Regions from separate parts of the Homo sapiens genome. Here region 2 is linked to region 1. A link is a loop called in an ENCODE intact Hi-C map of the cell type or tissue named here. Cell type or tissue: heart right ventricle. All regions are shown on one strand.

Region 1 (8,000 bases):
AATCCTGACCTTACAAATAAATCTGACTTTGTGAGGTATTTTATCTTTTAATCAACAAAGATAACAAGTAAATAGAAATGTTTCATCTCCAGAGTTGGCTTATTTGTCATTAGAAAGGTGGCTATAAAAGAGTACACCTTTCCCCCAAATAAATGAGAACTGAATTAAAGCAATTAAATGACTATTAGAAAAGATCATCGTGTATTATAAAAGATCACAGTGGTGGACTGTGAGAGGACCAAGTTTCTTTTTTTTTTTTTTTTTTTTCGAGACACGGTCTCAAAGTCGCCCAGACTGGAGGTGCAATCTCAGCTCACTGCAGCCTCCGCTTCCCAGGTTCAAGCGATTCTCCCACCTCAACCTCCCAAGTAGCTAGGATTCCAGGCATATGCCAACATGCCCAATCCACAAAGGTTCTTAAGGTGGAATTATTATAAACTGAATTAATGAGATAAAAGTCAAACACTGAGTTAATTACAGAGAAAAAACCACCCCAACAGGTCCAGTGAGAACAAAATAAGGACAATGAAATTATTTTTTATTGTATTGTACATATTATATATAGTACCAACTATATTTACTTCTAAGTACACATATGCCATAAAAGACAAACAAAACAGATAAAAATCCTAGAAATGAGACATACTTGCCCAATACAATCATATGAAAAGATTACCATCATACATAATAGCAGTCACACATTCTAAAATTTGTAGCCGCTGTAAAAATGGTTTATATACTCCAAAACCTTTATTTCATGCCACTGATCATGTCGCCTTTATCATCACTAAAGAAACATGCCAGTGTCATGTATGACAAAAGAAAGATTTTTCTCTTGAATCAAGCATGCAGCTCAGGGAAGGAAGGATGGCGGCTCTCACCCTAATTAGCCAGAGAGGGACCAGGACAAATCAAACCTGGAGACCAACAATGTAACACATTCTTCCCAGAGGCCTTCACAGCCAGTATGAAACTAAGAACCAGGAACCAGGAGATCTGAGTTCAATCTTAGCTTTGTTCCCAGCAGCTAGTTTCTGGGCTCAGCTGCCTAATCTTTAAAGTAACTAAGCTGACTGAGCATGGTGGCTCACACCTGTAATCCCAACACTTTGGGAGGCCGAGGTGGCAGATCACTTGAGGTCAGGAGTTCGAGACCACCCTGGCCAACATGGCAAAACCCCAACACTACTAAAAATACAAAAATTAGCCAGGTATAATGGTGCATGCCTGCAATCCCAGCTACTCAAGAGGCTGAGCCACAAGAATCACTTGAACACAAGAGGCGGAGGTTGCAGTGAGCAGAGATCATACCACTGCACTCCAGCCTGGGCAACAGAGCAAGATCCTGTCTCAAAAATAAAAATAAAAATAAAAAATAAAGTAAATGAGTTAAGCTAGGCCGGGTGCGATGGCTCACGCCTGTAAGCCCAGCACTTTGGGAGGCTGACGCAGGTGGATCACGAGGTCAGGAGTTCAAGGCCAGCCTGGCCAAGATGGTGAAACTCCGTCTCTACTAAAAACTACAAAAAATTAGCCGGGCACAGTGGCAGGCACCTGTAATCCCAGCTACTCGGGAGGCTGAGGCAGGAGATTGCTTGAACCCGGGCAGCAGAGGTTGCAGTGGGCCGAGATCGCACCACTGCACTCCAGCCTGGGCAACAGAGTGAGACTCCATCTCAAAAAAAAAATAAAATAAAGTAAGTTAAGCTAGTTAATCTAATAATGAGAGTCTCTCTTATACTTATGAAACTCCTTCCAGCTCTAAGATTCTTTGTTAACTTTGCATTTTATTGAGCCATCTTAGTGGCAAAGGCATTCCACATAGTATACAGAAGAAAGCTATATAATAATATAACTGCACTTTCCTATCTACTTTAAAGAATTGTTTCTACATAGAAATATAAAAAGGAACTGGGCGCAGTGGCTCGTGCCTATAATCCCAGCACTGTGGGAGGCCAGGGCAGGCAGATCACCTGAGGTCAGGAGTTTGAGACCAGCCTGGCCAACATGGTGAAACCCCATCTCTACTGAAAACACAAAAATTAGCTGGGCATGGTGGTGGGCGCCTGTAATCACGGCTATTCGGGAGGCTGAGGCAGGAGAATTACTTGAACCTGGGAGGTGTAGGCTGCAGTGAGCCGAGATTGTGCCACTACAATCTACCCTGGGAGACAGAATGAGATTCCATCTCAAATAAATAAATAAATAAATAAATACAAAAAGGACAAAAAATAATAGAGACATGTATTTCACTGAATGCAGACCTTGGGTAGGTTAAATGAGACAAGAAAAAAGGGAAAGAAAATAAATAGTATATAAAAGCATTTGACTAAGTATACTTATCTGAACAAGATACAAAAAAAAATCTGAACAGCTCTGAGGTTGATCAGTAATTGCGCTCAACTAAATAAGATACATCTCATGAAAAATAGAGTTCACAATACAAGCATATACAGAATAATGTGTTTTCAGCTCATAATTTAAAAGAGTAGCTTTGGGTAGAAAAGATGTTGTATACAACAAAGTTAATGGACTTTCCATTTAATAAGAGAAGATTTGGATATTGTAAAGAAATCCAATAGATCCTTTGATGAAAAGGCAATACTTAAAAAAGAATCTAGGATTAAAACCCTTGAGAAAATTTTCAGTGAAAATCTTTTCCTGATACATATTAGAAGTTGACAAAATTAATACCTGAAAATGTAAATAGACATATTAAATCTAAATAAATATTACTATTTTCTTACCTTTTGCATATATAAAAAGCACCCAACAAAAATGGAAAATTTCAGACACAGTACAGGGCTGTCGCCTTTGGGGGAAGAAAAAAAAAAGTCATGAGACAACAGAAGAATCAGAAAAAAAAATCCCAAATGATTATAAATCAGGTGTAAAATAAAACCCACAGTTAAAGGGAGAGACAACAGATTCAGCTTCACATGGAAAACGTGGACGTTCTGCCTTAACAAAATATTGGTAGGAAATAGCTGGGATCCAGGGAAAGAGCCCATCTCAAAGAAAAGAAAATTCTTAAAGAATTTTTTAAAGTTTTTTGAGGGCAAGATAGGTGAGGTGGAAAATAAAATGAATAAAAATAGTTCTTTTGATGACACAGCAATGCTATGCTGCTTTAGGACCACTATATGCAGTCAGATATGTCCTTATTTTTTTCTCCTTTATCATAGCTAATGACCTGTATCCCTCCCTCCCTCCTTAAAGATATTCCAGACTATATCAAATCACAAAAGGCCTTTTTAATGTAAATTATGAGCTTCCTATAATTCCTTATACTTCCATCCATTAAGAGTACCTGTTGTATATTGCCAAGTAGTCTGCCAAGTTTCAGACCTGCTTTAAGCTTGGCTTTTCTACCAAAACCTCTGACAACTTTTAGACAAGAAATCTGTGGTCTCCACCTCCCAACAGCCTTATTCTAACAAGGTGCCCAGAAGAACGAAATTCCGTGGAGAAGATTAGATTAGATTTAGTTCCAGCACTGCCATTAGCTAGGGTACTTGCTCACCTGGGCCTTAGTCATTTCATCTGTCAAAAGATTACTCTACTTGGGTACAATACTGTACTTAGTTCACCAGTCCATGGCAAGGATTAAATGTCAGTGTTCTGCTTTTAAAAGTAGCCTCTCTACCATAGGCGCATGATAAACTATTTCTAGTTTTAGTTGCCTACCAAAATAAAATTCAATTTTTTTTAGCTTAACACTTAAGCTACTCTTAATTCTGGCTCTACAACTTGAGAATTCTAGAAAAAAAAACTTGACTAACCTCCCACATTTCTTCTTGCTTTACTGCTTTTGTCTTTTCTTGTTTCCTCTACACAGAAGGTGCTATCTGTATCTTCAAATTCACCTATCAAACTCGTACCCATCTTTCAAGACCCATTTCTACTTATTCCATGTAAACTTACCTGACTGGCTCATCCAGAGTGATTTCTTTTCCTCCTAAGTTTTACATCTGTATTCCCTCTGGTAGTCATGGGACTTTTATAACACACTGCATTGCATGCACTGGAATCTTCATACCTGCCTCATCTCGCTGACTGTACTGTAAGCTCTCAGAAGACAGAGACTGTGGGGTTTGGTGTTTTAAAAAATGCCTGTGTCCTACATAATACCTAACAGTATTTCCTGTGGATAAGTGCTAAACAAATAGTGACACATTTTCAGATAGTGTGTGAGAGATGCAGTATATAGTCACAGTAAAGCACATGGGTTCCCGCAGTCAGTTTCAATAAGAACTCCACGCTTGGTTGTGCGACCCTGGCCAAATTACTTAACCTCTCTGCGGCTAATTTTCTCTATCTAACAATAGTATGAGTATCACAAGGTTGTCAGAGGGATTAACTGAAGTAATACATATTGAAGTCTTAAGAGTCCCTGCCCCAAAGTAAATGCTCAGTAAGTGCTATACATTATGACTATAGTTAACAGAAAGAGCTAACAGAAAGTATACAAAGTGATTAAAATGTAAAATCTCTAATAAAGTGATTTACTTTTTTTTTTTTTTTTTTGAGACAAGGTCTTGCTCTGTCACCCAAACTGGAGTACAGTGGTATGAGCACAGCTCACTGCAGCCTCAACCTCCCAGGCTCAAGTGATCCCCCCACCTCAGCCTCCCCAGTAGCTGGGACCACAGGTGTGCGCCACCACTCCAAGCTAATTTTTCTATTTTTTGTGGAGATGAAGTTTCGCCATACTGTCCAGGCTGGTCTCAAACTCCTGGGCTCAAGTGATCTGTCCACTTCAGCCTCCCAAAGTGCTGGGGATCAGGTGTGAGCCACTGCACATGGCCTTTTAAAATTCTCTTAATTAGAATTAGGTAGTATATATATCCTAAGAAATAGCAAAACAAGTGCAATCTGAAATTATTTTCCAGATACTCCAAAGAAAGAAGATATCTTCCCATAAATGATCACATTGGCCTCACTCAGACTCAGTACAAAGCTTCTATTCAAACTTTAGAATACTTCATTTTTTATTTATTTATTTGGAGACGAAGTCTCACTCTGTCACCTAGGCTGGAGTGCAGTGGCGCGATCGCAGCTCACTGAAACCTCCGACTCCTGGGTTCAAGTGATTCACCTGCCTCAGCCTCTCAAGTAGCTGGGACAACAGGCACACACCACCATACCTGCCTAATTTTTGTATTTTTAGTGGAGATGGGGTTTTGGCACATTGGCCAGGCTAGTCTTGAACTCCTGACCTCAAGCAATCCACCTGCCTCGGCCTCCCAAAGTGCTAGGAGAATATGTCATTTTATTTATTTATTTATTTATTTATTTATTAAAATGGAGTCTCGCTCTATCGCCCAGGCTGGAGTGCAGTGGCGTGATCTCGGCTCACTGCAACCTCCAACTCTGAGGTTCAAGTGATTCTTCCACCTCTCCCTCCCAAGTAGCTGGGATTACAGGCACCCACCACCACACCCCGCTAATTTTTTTATTTTTAGTAGAGACGGGGTTTCGCCACGTTGGCCAGGCTGGTCTCGAACTCCCGACCTAGAGTGATCCACCCGCCTTGGCCTCCCAAAGTGCTGGGATTACAGGCACTCAGCCAGAATACCTCCTTTTATTTGTTTACTTATTTATTTATGAGATGGAGTTTCATTCTTGTCGCCCAGGCTCGAATGCAATGGTACGATCTTGGCTCACAACTTCTGCCTCTCGGTTCAAGGGATTCTACTGACTCAGCCTCCCGAGTAGCTGGGATTATAGGCATGCACCACCACGCACAGCTAATTTTTGTATTTTTAGTAGAGACGGGGTTTTGCCACGTTGGCCAGGCTGGTCTTGAACTCCTGAACTCAGGTGATTCGCCTGCCTCAGCCTCCTAAAGTGCTGGGATTACAGGCGTGAGCCAACCCGCCTGGCTCAGAATGCTTCATTTTAAATAGTCAATTCCCCAAAACTGTAAGTGAGCTAGACCAGATGCTTCTGTATCAGTGGTGCCATCTATATTAAAATGTAAATAGTTCTAGTTTTTTTAAATTTTTTTTCCTCCTGGTTTGTCATTCCCCCATTTTATTTTTAAAAGGTTACACTTAATGTAAACATCCTTCACAGTCTGGGAAAACTTTTATATTTAAAGAGAAGCAAACATTATTTATTCTAGCCAAATAATTTTAACTCCTTTCCCTTTACTTTTCTTGTCAACATTTTTCTAATTGTTAGAATTTTCATTTCTACTTTATGAAAAAACTTTCAATGATAAAGAAGGAAAATGTGTATTCCATAACTGCCTTTATCTATCAGGAAAGGTAGAAAACACTGAGTCAGAGCATGCTTATAGACTTTGCAGAAGTGATCAGAAAGCACAAATTCATAATAGTTTCAGTTCTCCTGTCTTTTCCCAATCCAGTCTCTCTATTCTGAATTCATTATAAACATCAAAATACATAGAGAAGTCATTTCAAGGGGATTATTTATTACTCAGTTTGACATAAAATAGTCTATATAATCACTAGTAGAAAATATAGTGGTTAATATAGTGATCTATATCTAGGGCAGTGCTCCCTTCGGCAGCACATATACTAAAATTGGAACAATACATTGATTAGCATGGCCCCTGCGCAATAAAAAATATATATATCCAGATACAGATACAGATACATCTCCAAGGCGGCGAAAGGGTGAAAATCCCTAAGTCTGACTTGTACAGTCTGCATTTTTTGTTGCTTAAATGAAAAAGGAAGGTTTCAGAACAAGGATCACTGAGGAAAAAATAATAATAAAATAAAATAAGACAAATGAAAGTTTATAGAAACAAAGACCTGTATACATTTAGCAATATGAAAAAAGCCACTCTTCATGGCTAACCCACAATGAAAAGCAAAAAAAGCATCATTAAAAGAAAACGACTGAGGAAAAAGATTTTTTAAATCTTATTTCTTTTTTAAAACCAGAAAAAAAAAACCTAGCAGAATATCAACACTGCAGCACAGACTAACGTGTATTCCTGATGAACCAACAAGAAAACCTACCGCTGTTTCCTTCCTCGCTGCTGACGAGGTTGCTCCTCTTGAGGGTATTTAAAGATGTCCTGAAAAATGGGTTCATATTTCTTAAAAATTACAGCAGAAACAGTGAAGTTTCTTTCTAATCTCTCAGTACGTTCTCTGAAATGTGGGGGTAGATTTGCCATGTCTTCCCACTTCTTCATCTTATTAAAAAATTCGATTAAGCTGGTATTAAAGACAAACAAGATATTTCATAATTAACATAAGGCTAAAGTATACAAAAGTAAGTATTCAAAAGTAAATCAATATTATCGCATTAAATTATATTACTTTTAGACAGTGAAATAAAATCACAACTCATGTCTCTGACTAGCTTAATTTCTTACAGATTGGTATATTCCTCTGATCCTCCTAATCCATTTTGTTTAGGTTACCTAAAGTATTTGTTAACTATGAAATATTTGAAAATACAAACCAAAATTAACAAGAGTAACCTAACCAACATTCACGTTGGTTCACTGCCAGATTTTTTAAATGTTAATATATTAAATAAATTTTGTCGTTTTTGTTTTTGTAAGAGATAGGGTTTCGTTCTATCACCCATGTTGGAGTTCAGTGGCAAGATCACAGCTCACTGCAGACTCCTGGGCTTGAGTGATCCTCCTACTTTGGCTTCCTAGAACACTGTGATTACAGGTGTGAGCCACCTCCTCCTGCCACTTCAGATTTTTTTTTAAACTAGCAACACTATAGAAGCAGTCAAGGCTAGGCGCAGTAGCTCACACCTGTAATCCCAGCACTTTGGGAGGCCGAGGTGGGAGATTCACAAGGTCAGGAGTTTGAAACCAGCATGGCCAACATGGTAAAACCCGATCTCTACTAAAAATACAAAAAATTAGCTGGGCGTGGTGGCGGGCACCTGTAATCCCAGCTACTCAGGAGGCTGAGGCAGGAAAATCACTTAAACCTGGGAGGCGGAGGTTGCAGTGAGCCGAGATCACGCCACTGCACTCCAGCCTGGCGACAATG
Region 2 (8,000 bases), 120 kb after region 1:
GAGGCCGAGATGGGTAGACTGCTTGAGCCCAGGAGTTTGAGATCAGCCTGGGCAACACGGCAAAACCCCATCTCTACAAAAAATACAAAAATTAGCTCGTTGTGGTGATGCATGCTGTAGTCTCAGCTACTCAGGAGGCTGAGGAGGGAGGATTGCTTGAGCCCAACAGGTCAAGGATGCAGTGGGCTGTGATCGCACCACTGCACTCCACCCTAGGGGAGGCAGAGCAAGACCTTGTCTTTATAAAAAAAAAAAAAATCACTCTTTTCTCTCACAGAGCTCACAAATTACAGAATACATCATTTTATACCTCATATCTCTTCTCAAAAATGTCCAACATAGGCAATTCTTCCTCCAACACTGGAACAGACTACTGTTCCTCTGGGTGAGTACTAGATGAAGCAGTTGGTTTGTGTTTATATGTTATGTTGTACAAAAATGAAAAAAAGGTTTTCTAAACATGAAAGTGTAGTTGAATGTGTTCAAGTTAAATGAGTATGAGACTCCACTGTTTTAGTTGTGTAATTAGAGGAAAAACTATTTTCTTCAATGTTTACGAAGAACACTACCCATGGCAATGAGTTAGGAAACACTCTTAAGACTAAGGGAAAAAAATAATTATTGATTTCCAAAATGGACTTCTTAAAGAGGTGAGGAATATCTCTGAGTATTTCTGAGTTTTTTAAAAGTCCAAAAACTTAAGAAAATAATACTTAATGTTCAGCATGAAGTTGAGATTGGGCTGCAAAATTGGGGTTTAACAATTTGAATGCCCAAGAAGCAGCTTTTGCTTTTTTTGCAGTCACCAATATCCACAATGAACAATATTAATAAAATTAAATCAAAATGAAAAATTGACAGCATTTAAGATACTGTGGATAAAATTATAGCCAATTTTTGTTTTAAAAATTCTTCCACGGTATATTTTCCTTTTAAAGATTTACAACTATGGTGTCTCTCATAACTGGAATAAGATAAATTCTATATAAAATTCAATTTTAAAAAGTATTCTCATGTACAGAGGCTGACATCATGGGTAGTCAAAGAATATGTTTAATAAAAAATAATTAAACTTCCATTTGCTCTATAGAACATCATAGAAAGTAATTTAATAAATTACAAATGACTTTTTAAGACGTTTGCTCAACTACAGAAAGCAAATTCAGACTACACAAAACACAACTGGTAAATATTGCAAATGTCCAAAAGAAAGATTGGACTAAGACTTGAATCATAAAACCTGAAACAAGGGCTATAAATACAAGGCAATAACAGCTATAATTCTTTTAGTAACTACCAACACATACTTGGATATTCTTTCAACTGCAACTTTAGTATTATGTAATTCTACTGATTTTTTTTTCCTTATAACCCTTAACTTTACACAACCATATTTGCATGTGTTTTCTTAGCTGATAGCTGGACAACTTTTCCCCAATGAATATTAAATAGAAGTGTCTTGAAACCTAAGAGAATGTTTAAAGTTATGTTAGACTTAATGCTTTGAAAACTGTAATTGCCTTATTATATAGAAAGAGAATCACTAGGATGTTAACCAAATTTATTTGACCATAATTAGGAAAATACTTTCTCTCATAAATTTGATATAAATTAGATTTTAGTGACAAGATCTACAGATTTTTTTTCCTTTTTTTTTTTTTTAATTGGCGAAAGGAAGGAATAAAGATCATGTGGGTAGAATTAGAGGGAGGAAGGGAAATGTGGTTGGTGTTGAAATACTCCACCGGTAAACTAAGATAACTGTGTTTGAAACTTTGGCTATCTCATAGGTGTATTCTAGTTAAACAAAAGTGCAATACTGCAAAGGGAAGATACTAAATATGTAATATATCATTTTCATGATGAAGAATTACTACCCACTTCTCCTGGATGGGCATTATAGAGACTATTGCTAAGACATTGCATAAAGGACTATCAATTCAAAGTACTATTTTGGGAAAATACAAAATCAATACAATCCCAATGGAACTTATATAATTTTGTAAATACATATAACACTGTCTCTCTAATAAGGGGTTATTTTACATACAGAAACATAATTTACTGGTAAAGGTCTTGGAAAACCTGATACAATTGACTAACTCATGACAAAGCAACAGTTTTATCAAAACATACTGAAAGTATTTTTTCTGTAGGAGAGAACTGGGACACTTTTTCCCCCTAAATTTATGCCCTTGCAGACTTTACTACTAACTTATTTGAGTACCAGAAAAATGCTAACATATATCTCTCCTTAGAATGTCAATATTTTTATGTCCAATTCAGTACTAATTGTTTTAAATATATATAAAGGTGAACCTGGACCTCTACCTTGTCAGAATAATAGCAGCTTTAGCAGGAGAAATTGTATCACAAATCAAATATCAGACAAATTTTACATGGTAAAGGAGTCTATGAAATTGAACAGAAGCCTCAGGCTTCACTTTTGTGGTTTACAGGTATAACTTGTACATCTTTTTGAGATTATTCAAAGTGCATTTTCAAAACGGGCAACTCAGTATATTTAATATAAACTGATAACCCAACACTGATTCTGGGCAACATTTAGTCTGCTTACACCTAGAAACTCAAAATGAATTTAGACTATCTGCATATTACTTTACCACTATTATCTGTTAATTCTGGAATATTTCCATGACATAAAACACAAATAGAAATCTACACAAAGAAAGCAAACAAACAATTTCTTTTACATGAAGTATGCTGTGTTGAAAGTTCTTTTCAGTGGCATTTCATGAGTTTGCCTTTTCTGAACCCTGGAAACAGACATTACTCATCTGAGACATGATTATTTCTAATAGGAGGCCAAACTTTGAAAAGTTAAAACTAAGTATGTCTATAGGGTGCCAAAGTCACATGACACATGATTATTTTATGACTTAATTTTACTGATATCTGAATTAAGCTCAGCAAAAAGCAAGTCATATTTCTTGCCAGATTGACATGATATATAGGATGTGTTTAAAAAACCCCTGAAAACAAGTATAGAATTAGAAACGAATGTAAACTTCCTAAACTAACTCAGCTGAGGTAACAGGTAGCCAGTTAAATTGGCTGATTGGGAAACTTATTTCTTCTTTAAAACATACTTGTACCTGAATTGGAAACATCAGCAGTGCATCACAACACTAGAGCATTTTCATGTAATTAAAGCAATGGATGGTGATGTAGATTCTACAGCTTTCATGACATTCATTAGCTGCCCAAATTATTGCTGAGTTTTGATCTGTAAATTATAGGTGTCAAGGAGGCTGTAAAACTATATTCAAATTAAATCAGTAATATGCATAAAGTATTCTGTGTTCACTGCAAATATATTAAATATACAACTCTTATTGAGCATAATTTTCATAAAATTAACCCCCAACAAAATTATAATGCCTTTTGTTGTAATTTTACACCTTTATGTATTTGATAGTACATACGAGTTCAGAAACTTATGAATCTTAAGAAATATTACATGCAAAAAGTCTCTGAAAGCAGTTTGCACTTCTAAACAAATAACTGAAATGTTCGGTCAGTAAGTTATTGATGCACTCAACACTGGGGTATTTACAATTAATTATTAAAGAAAAAATCCAAAATCAGTTCATATTTTAAGTGCAGAGTCTGGGAATCAGTCTTCATTACTAGAATCTGAATCCTCAGATGACGACGATGTACTATCAGATCCAGATGAAGCATCAGCTTTCTCTGAACCCTCATCTGTGCTGTTTTCATTGAGAGGACTTGGTTCAGTTCCTCCTTTGTCTTCCTGATCTTTAATTCTGGAATCTTCTTCTTTTACTTCTACAGACTTAGACGAGCCTAAGTCACTGTTTTTGTTTTGTACATCAAAAGTATTGGACTGGGACAAAGTTGGAATATGAAGATTAAGGCCTGGAGTGAGAAGCATCCCTGGATAAAGTATATTAGATAGTAATAGTGGGTTAAGAGCTAATGGGTTGGCAGCTGCAGCTGTATTTAATGCAGCAGTAGAGGATGTGGAAGGAGAACTTGACACAGAGTTTTCTCCACCATTCTCTGAACTTTGGCTCTCTGTCCTTTCTGTTTTTCCTTCTGACTCCTTAGAGTCACTTCCCTTTTTGTCTTCTGTCCCAGATTCCGTAGGCTTTGTCAGGAGTCCTCCCATGCCCAACAGATTTGGTAATCCAGCCATTCCTGACAGCAGCATGGGGAACATAGCAGCCATGTTTTTAGCTTCTCCTCCAGAAGGAAGGCCGGTAGGCATTCCCATCAACCCAGCAGTTACTTGCAGTGACTGCAAGTTTTGTAGGTTTTGTTGTAAGGCCTGAAGAGTTGTGAGATCCACACCTGGAAGTAGTCCATTGGCTAACAAAGGATTGCCTGAAACACTGGTGGCAGATGCAGCAGCTGCTGCTGCTGTGGCCTTTGCAATTCCACTTTTAGGCCGTCTCCCCCGCCTGCTTACTTCCTCTCTCACAACGGGACCAGTGAGAATACGTTCATACATGCTTTCTGGAAGAAATCCCTGGAAGAAATATATATTCATTAATAATCCCTACATGAAAATAAAATAAAGAGTTATTAGCTTATCATACAAATAACCATGAAAAATAGGTAATTATTTGTAAATTTATTCTGTACTGATATTAAATAATCAATTATAATAGCAATAACCTAATTTTATATAAGTGGTAGCTTCAAACAGCTCTTCCACTTTTCATTTTATCACAGAATAAGTGAGTAAAGAGGTCTTTAGCCTTCCTCCATACTGTAAAACATAAGATTGTAGTATAATTCTAGAAAATATAAGGTCCAAAAAAATTTTTTCATGGGTACTTCCATAACCCTTACATGTTTCACACCATCACTTGTCCTAGAAGACCAAAGAAGTGGCTCCCTTCTAATTGGGAAGAACAATAAAGAAGGAATATTAAAGGTTAAGGTTATAGTAAGATGCTTCATATGAATTATTTTACTGTCACTTTGGGAATAAAGGAGATAGAGCCATGCTCAAAAAGATACTCAAAGTGGGTTAAGGTCACCTGCAGTAGCACTTGCAGATTGGGAACCATAAAGTCCAGGACAACAGAAAACAATCTATGCTACTTTCATGTAATTCTCCCATGATTTTCTGGGTCCCAGAACTCTTAGAAGTTTTAAGAGTTTAGAATCACTGGAACAGCACTATCTAATAGAAATACAATGTAAGCCACATATGTAACTTGAAATTTTATAGTAGCCACATTTAAAATAGGTAAAACAGAAACAGGTGACATTAATTTTAGTAATAGTCTATTTAATAGAACATAATCTGAATATTGTCACTTCAATATGTAATCTATAAAAATTGAGATATTTTACATTTTTTTTCCAACAAAGTGTTCAAAATCCAAAACCACTGTGTATTTTACACTTAATGTTAATTCACATTTCAAGTGCTCAACAGCCACATGTGCCTATTTGTGGCTACTGAGGGGCTACTGTTTGTGACAATGCAGTTCTAGATAGTGGTTTAAGACAAGACTCATTCGACTATTGTTTAATTTTGTTTTGAACTGAATCAACTTATTTTTTCTCTTTACAAAGGCATCAGGGCTCATAGCAGAAAACACAACAAAAAATATTAAAAAAATCATCCATCATCTCAACATTCAGAGATAACCATTGCTAACATTTCATTATGTGTTCTATTTTTTTCCTTGTGCAATTATACACATTCTATAATTCCCCCCACCTCCCTTTCTGAAACAAAAAAAATAGAATCACAGCGAACTTAGTTTTATAGCCTGCCCTTTCCATTTGGACACCTGTAAGAATAATATCTATTAATTATTCACCATTAGCATACGTGTAGGCTTTACTATCCCAAGAGCTTAAATACTACTGATTTTAATATACTGTGAACTTTCTCTCCCTTTAGATGTTCTTCTAAGATATGTTTTTTTTTTTTTTGAGATGGAGTCTTGCCTCTGTTGCCCAGGCTGGAGTGCAGTGGTGCGATCTTGGCTCACTGCAACCTCTGCCTCCTGGGTTCAAGTGATTCTCCTGCCTCAGCCTCAGCCTCAGCTGGGACTACTGCCTGGCTAATTTTTGTATTTTTAGTAGAGACGGGGTTTCTCTGTGTTGGCCGGCTGGTCTCGAACTCCTGACCTCAGGTGATCCACCCGCCTCGGCCTCCCAAGGTGCTGGGATTACAGGGGTGAGCCACTGCACTAGGTCTAAGATATACTCTTTAAAATAGTTGCCTAGGCTGGGAATGGTGGCTCAGGCCTGTAATCCTAGCACTTTGGGAGGCTGAGGTGGGTGGATCACTTGAGGCCAGGAGTTCAAGACCAGCCTGGCCAATATGGCGAAATATCGTCTCTACTAAAAATACAAAAATTAGCAGGGTGTGTTGGTGGCACCTATTGTCCCAGCTACTTGGAAGGCTGAGGCATGAGAATCACTTGAACCCAGGAGGCGAAGGTTGCAGTGAGCCAAGGTTGCGCCACTGCACTCCAGCCTGGGTGACAGAGAGGGATCCTGTCTAAAAAAAAAAAAAAAAGAAAAAGAAAAAGAAAAAAAATTGCATAGTTTTCCAGAATCTTAATGAACTATTAATTTATTCTCAATTTTTTACTAGTATATCATGATGAATATCCTTACATATTTGCTCATATATTTGATTACTCTTTGTGGCATCATTCAAATGGTATCTTAGAGGTTAATGTAAAAACAAATCAGTATTGATTTTCTGTTCTAACCTGAGAAGCATCTGAGAAATTTGCAACATGTACTGCAAAATAAAAATTGCAAACTGAAAAATGCTGTCACAAATTCATGGAATATTTTATTAATTATAATTAATCTAAGATATAATTGAATGGCACCTAATTTGAAAATAATGTATGAGTTAGTATTCGTAAAATACTCACAGATTGCTTAACAACATCTCCCCATTCAGGAGCTACTCCATATTCTGAATTTTCTTTTAGGAATCTACATAAATCTTTCAAAGGGGGAGCAAATGCACCTCCAACCTGTAAATTAGAAACAGATTAAATACTACAACACTGTTACATAGAAAACTCTTGATTGCTTTTATTGTATGCTCTACAGAGTTTATTTCCTTAAAATACATATTTTTTGAACCACCTTAGGTAATCTTTATGATTATATTAAAAAGGCCCACCGTGACCCTATGGACTACTGATGTAATATATAAATATGTGATAATGTAAATTTTAAATGTTTTAAGTAGAATAACTAGAACAGTAAAATGAATAACTACCATGCTGGACAGGCCATATAGCCTAGTTAAAAGTACACCCTCTAGAGTTAGACTTACCAGCTATGTGAACTCGAGCAAATCAGTAAATCTCTTTCAGCCTCAATTTTCTGATCTGTAAAATGGGGATAACAATAATACTTCCCTCATAGGGTTTTATAAAGATAAAATGAGACAATTCAAGTACCTTAGCATAATGCCTGTCACATAATAAATATAAGTTATTATATGGCAAGTATTGTGCTAAGTACTTTAAATGTAAACTTTATTTTAGTTCTCACTACCTCCTTTGGAGATAGTATTATTTCTATTTTTCAAACGAAGAAACTGAGCCTCAGAGAATTTATATAATTTGCCTAAAGTTAGCTAGTACATGTTAGAGTCAGGATACAAAACTAGGTCTCAAAAACCAATACTGTTATCGATTATATATATTGACACCCTAAAAGTATAAAATTGTATATATCTTTCATATGTGAAGTATGTATAATTAACCAATCATAAGTAAATAATTTGGAAAAAAATGTAATAATATGACACAGACAAAATAATATTTTGAAATTTAAATTAAAAACATTACATTTGGACAAGTGATTTATACCTACCAATTTAACATCCCTTTAGAGACTAAAAATATTTCTTGAGTAATTTCTTCTTCTATACCACTTTGAATGATTAAATACTATATCTTGATAGGATACAGATAAGGTTTAATATGATCAGTTATATTACCTATAAGTATTTA

Evidence for each region. Peaks named below come from ENCODE experiments on the same cell type or tissue, not always from the same donor. Only the 100,000 strongest peaks of a DNase experiment are listed, where the experiment ranks them.
Region 2: a loop joins it to region 1, with 2.4 times the contacts of the local background. A loop is called at or near these places in 10 of 110 quality-filtered maps.

What each region holds. Positions count from the first base shown.
Region 1 is chr16:53,441,854-53,449,853 of GRCh38, reverse strand. It overlaps RBL2 (RB transcriptional corepressor like 2), which reads right to left. Exons shown (of 22, transcript NM_005611.4): 3 at 6,996-7,196; 4 at 2,748-2,812. It also overlaps the pseudogene RNU6-1153P. Among named protein-coding and RNA genes, the nearest start is that of RBL2, 11 kb to the right of the region's middle. In heart right ventricle, no CTCF peak of the experiment used is centred here; no DNase peak of the experiment used is centred here.
Region 2 is chr16:53,320,533-53,328,532 of GRCh38, reverse strand. It overlaps CHD9 (chromodomain helicase DNA binding protein 9), which reads right to left. Exons shown (of 39, transcript NM_001308319.2): 38 at 6,903-7,007; 39 at 1,036-4,513. The coding sequence ends at 3,638. Among named protein-coding and RNA genes, the nearest start is that of RBL2, 110 kb to the left of the region's middle. In heart right ventricle, no CTCF peak of the experiment used is centred here; no DNase peak of the experiment used is centred here.